Regions from separate parts of the Homo sapiens genome. Here region 1 is linked to region 2. The links are chromatin loops, found by intact Hi-C in ENCODE. Cell type or tissue: dorsolateral prefrontal cortex. All regions are shown on one strand.

The links. Peaks named below come from ENCODE experiments on the same cell type or tissue, not always from the same donor. Only the 100,000 strongest peaks of a DNase experiment are listed, where the experiment ranks them.
Region 1: it touches region 2 in a loop (2.9-fold over the local background); 28 of 110 quality-filtered maps call a loop at or near these places.

What each region holds. Positions count from the first base shown.
Region 1 is chr2:1,885,360-1,887,859 of GRCh38, forward strand. It overlaps MYT1L (myelin transcription factor 1 like), which reads right to left. Exons shown (of 25, transcript NM_001303052.2): 17 at 2,129-2,250; 18 at 1,180-1,248. Among named protein-coding and RNA genes, the nearest start is that of PXDN, 140 kb to the left of the region's middle. In dorsolateral prefrontal cortex, CTCF peaks have their summits at 1,233 (motif pointing right) and 1,433; a DNase peak (open chromatin) is centred at 1,252.
Region 2 is chr2:2,290,617-2,293,116 of GRCh38, forward strand. All of the region lies in intron 1 of MYT1L (myelin transcription factor 1 like), which reads right to left. Among named protein-coding and RNA genes, the nearest start is that of MYT1L-AS1, 27 kb to the right of the region's middle. RefSeq lists an enhancer at 1,373-2,161. In dorsolateral prefrontal cortex, a CTCF peak has its summit at 1,439 (motif pointing left); DNase peaks (open chromatin) are centred at 1,077 and 1,466; H3K4me3 peaks cover 288 bases; H3K27ac peaks cover 2,366 bases; H3K27me3 peaks cover 114 bases.

The DNA.
Region 1 (2,500 bases), 410 kb before region 2:
TTAGGTAAGAGGAAGCCCTCCAGGCGTTTACATTCCATGAAGAAAGTTCCAAGGGTCTTGTGGCGAAAGAGCTAGTTCAGGAAGTCACTGAACATAAGCAGGTGATCTAGGGCCCTAGGGCCTTGGACAGGGATCCTGTAAAAGATGACATGGGTGTGAAATAGAAGCCTACACTTTGCAATAGTCCTGGTCTATCGTCAGGGTCCTCGGATGCCGAGGTGGGGTGGGATGATTGGGAAAGAGATCAAATGTGGGTTGAAAAGCAGCATTATCTTTGCCTGGATAACGCTTTTTCCAAACAAAAGGAAAACCAAGCAATTTGACATAATGATATGGCCTGTCCGATAATTTAAATCGATTATCTGGGGACTCCTGGCTCTCATCTCGCTGTGAGCATCTCCCAGGTCTCACCCTCTTTCCCTGTGTGCACCTGCACGTATGCTCTCCCCGGATTGCGGAGGCTTTGAGACTCCCCCTGTGACTTCTACCCACTTCTTCCAAACCTGTCTGGACCTACATCTAGAGATGTCTATGTGAAGGAGGAAAATCTCAGTGTTGCAGTATAAATGTAGGTATTTCACCAATTTGCCAGATTTATGCTTAAAAATTATAGGCATAGAGAAGAGGGAGGTAAAACTCTAGAATGATGTGTGTCTGGTTGAATTCCATGACTCTCCGGATCCCCGAACCGTGAGTTGTCACTGTCCTAAAGAGTATTCATGACTAAGACCACAGTGTATTTAAGAAATTAGCTATTATGATGGTAGATTTTGTCATAAGTGCTATTTAAGTATCCATATTGTAAATACTGCTATGAATTTCTTTTAAAAATTAAATTTTGATTATTTACAGTCATTTTCTAAAAATTTGAGTAACTGTAAAATTTCCCTTCCATATGCATGCATATCTGAAGAGAAAACACCCATGCTTTAGGATATCCCAGATAGGAAGGATATGATATGAACAAGCTGGAGGTATGTCAGGGGAAAAGGCAGAATGGGTTGTGTGGAAAAGTGGCTGAAATTCCGAGGATTCAATCCCATGTCTACATCAAGGCACTGGGGTGCACAGGCCATGTTTTTTAACAGACATTTTTCTTTGCAAATGACATATCATTTTTTTTTGTGAACTACTGAGTGCATGGATTTTTAAAAGAGAATTATTGTCATTAAATCTTACTTGAGTTCTTGGGAGCTGGTGGCCAGCATACTTCGAATGCTTTTGTCCGCCAGGGGGCAGCCAGACAGACTGTAAGACAGGCCGGGACAGGCAGGTCAGTCAACTGCGAAGCGCGTAACTCCCAAACAAACACAACATAAAAACCGAAATTAAAGAGTTTAATGCAGAAAAGCAATGGGCAAGTGCTGTATATTGAATTTTTTTTTGTGTAATTAATTCTGAATCGGTTCGAATATAAATTTAAGAAAATATTTCTTAATAAGCAATTGTTTAAAAATAAGATAAAACATTTGTGCTCTTTGGCTTAAATGCTTAAGAAGAATTTTACAAATTTAGGTCGTTTATTTGAAAATAAAAGACATTATACAACACATAAATTAGCATGCTTTTGAAGGTCAACATATAGCACTTAAAGGGTTGACACAGAATTCAACATTTTTACTTTGACAGCATTGTTGAGGTAAGCTGAAAACAATAAATTGAAAAGACAGAATCCACCATGAGAAAAATGAAGTCACACCTTCTGTGTGAGGCGTAATTACCAGTCACATGACCACTCCCATCACACCCTGGAGTTGGACATCTGCCACCAAACAAAAACAAAAACAGCCAAAATAGTAAGTATGTTTAAAAAAAAAAAAAACTTTTAAAAAAGTTTCATTGTTTCCAGTTTAGCTGCAATGTCTGCAAGGGGATTTAAGCACCCTGAAGAAAAGCGGCAAAATGCACGGGTTAAATGAAAATGACGCCCCCATCCGACAGAGCGTCACTGGGAACAGGCAAGTGCACGGTTAGCTGCTCACTCTACTGACCCAGCAGTCGGAAACATTTATATGCTGCGAATGTCGCATGCTCAAACGGCAAGGCATATACAGATCCAGTTTTAAAAAATCAGCCAAAGAATGGGAAGATTAAGAAGATTCATAATTTCACCTCACAGCATGCTTACGTTATTAAGTCCTTTTTGCTCTCCTTGCACTGAGGGTACTTGGGTTTGGGACTTGGGATGGTCACCTCCCCGGGATACCGTCTTTCTTCTAGAGCCTCCTGGAATGGGTCCAAGTCTTCTGGCTGTGGGCAAAACACAGCTTCAGAGCCACACGGATGATCACATGGCACACAGACTGAGGGAGGTGGTTCGTGGCTCTGGGGTGGCCTCTACATCTTACACCTCTTTCTGCTGTACCTTTAAGATCCTTTTGGTCCTGATAACGCCCCTACTGAAAATGCATATTGAACTTTTCTTCCACTGCTCTAAACTCCTAAAATGATGGTCACCTGTCAGTGGTCAGGGCCCTTATTCAATATTCACCTGGCTGTG
Region 2 (2,500 bases):
ATGCCCCCAGTCCACACATACACACACATGCTCTGACGTAGAGGCAGGAAAACAACATGGTTTAAAGATGTGGTTCCTGGACCTGGTTGCATATTGCAATTACCTGCGACCTTTGGAAAGGCACTGACCCCTGCCTGCAGAGACACTGATCCAATTAGTCTGGGGTGAGGCCCAGGCATCAGTATTTTTTTTAAGGTCCCCTGGTGATCCTGATGTGTGGCCAGGGCTAAGAAACACTGGCTCAAAAGAAATCCCCAGAACTAGCAAAAGAAAATCCAGATTTGAATTGCTATTCTGCTAGTTCTTAGCTGTATGAACTTCAAAACACAACCACTTCCTCCATTAGATAAAGAGGAAAAAGATAAAACATTGACAACACCAGCCCACTCACCTTCTAGGGCCATTATAAAAATCAATTTAGATTATGTAAGGGAAAGGCTAGGTAAAAAAAAAAAATGAAAGTCAGTATAAATTATGTTTTTACTTAAGGAATAACTCAGAGCAACATTAAATTCTCCTATGCTGAGAACCCTGAGACAAAGCACAGAAGCAGCCTAAGAAGCGAGAATGATGAAAAAAATCAGGAAAAAAGGGTTGTGATTCTGGGTTTTAGCTACAAAGCCAACGTACAGCCTTCCTGCCTCCTGACTATGAAACCAGTGATTTGTGATTTGAGCTTAAATCTCTTTATGATATAAAATGAAAATGTTCTGGGCTCAGGACAATTAGCTAGAGAAGCCCATGATTTTACAGGTTGGAGCTGGAACTGAAGCCCCATGCCTGCCCATGACTTCAGAAGAAGATTTAATCTACAGGCATTTACTCCTCGCGGAAATGGAAGAGGTGACTCTTGGGGATGGGAGGCAGGAGACTGGCCAACAGGAAAGTGTCCAGGTCTTTGTCCTGAAGAAGCTCATCACACAAACTGGAAGGTGAAAATCAAAAGCGACATATTTGCTAATGGGACAAACAAGAGGAAGCCGCTCAGTTCTAAGGAGACGCGGTGCGTGATGGGTTCTGAGTCCCGGCGCCGTGGCCTGTGTGGAAAGTCGGGTTCTGCACCGCGTACGCTGGGTGCGGTTGCAGGTGGACAGCAGCTTCCCTTGCCACGTGCAGGCGCCGAGCCAGCCTGGCTCCCCGACCCACGCACCCTGTGCCCCCAGGTGCCAGCTCTTGCATTACAGGAGCCCACATGACCGGGTCTGAAAAGAACCTAAAAGTCACTGTCTCACAGAGTATTTGATAATTTTTAGCATTTCTATTCACAGCCTAGCTTTCTCTGGAGCATCTCACGAGACGTCAGAGTGCGATTCTAAGAGTGCAGAGGAGCGCTCGACAGCCCGCAGGTGCAGGGCGGGGCGGGTGGCTGTGCCCGGGCTGAGAGGAGCGGGTGGGGCCCGACTGCCCATCCAGGGCGCTGCTCTCTGGGCCTGGGCCTCAGCTGCGTGGGCTCTGCTTCCCTCTGTTGGTGTGGAGCGGGAAGGAAGGAATCTTCCCAGGCAAAAGGGGCAGCGAGCAGGGCAGGTGAAGGCTCTACTATCCTCAGATGCAAGAATTCCTGCAGAGTGACTGGGGGCGGGCGCAGGGGCCTGCAGCTCTGGGGTCCGTGGCTCAGGAAAGACTGAAGGCTGCCCTGCTCAGCCTCTCCTGAAGCTGAGTCGGTGCCGCTCAGGCCAGCCTGCGGCCTCCTTGGTTTGGGATAGCAATTCTATTCCCAAACGTTACATGAAAACAAACCTGAAATTGGAGAAAAAGTCCTTGTGAAATGCACAAAAGACTTACGGTTGGCTATGGAAAGAACTGTTGGGAAAATTCCCCACTTCGATTTCCTTTGCTATTTTTTATTTTCTTGTGGATGTCAGGACTCCATATTGCCCTCAGCAGTGACACGGTTTCTGGACAGGACACTGCAAACCCAGAGGTGGTTCGTCAGCACTCGGGGACAGCCTCCCATCCCTGTTGGGGCTCAGCGCGGGGCCCTGCCGGGACAGGTGCACAGACATAGCCGTCTGTGTGGCCCTCAGGGTCCCAGCCTCCACAAGCCACATTGAGAACACTGTGCTCAAGTCACACAGAGAGCAAAGTTTGTATTTGTAAATTTAAAAAAGACGAAGTGGTTCTACATCCTGATATCACAAGCAAGTTTGCTTCCAAGGAATCAGACGTATTGGATAAACTGTATCTGACAAACTATTCTCCCTAATTTATTTTAACCCCAAGTCTGTACACAGAGCAATCAGAAAGACATTTGAGATAAGGAGAGTGGGATAGGAGAGGAACGGATCTGTGGAAATCGGTGAGACGGGGAACCAAGGCACGCTCTTTTCCCTGAAACACACTCTGCAAAAGAACATTTTCCTCTGTCTTGCATGTTTATGTTTCATTTGCAAGTTCTGCTTACAGAGAAAATCTGAAGTCATAGAGACAGGATCAAGAAGATAGAGGCTCTGGATCTGGGGCCAAGACAGCCACCCTGGAGGCATCTGGAGCCAGAGGGTCC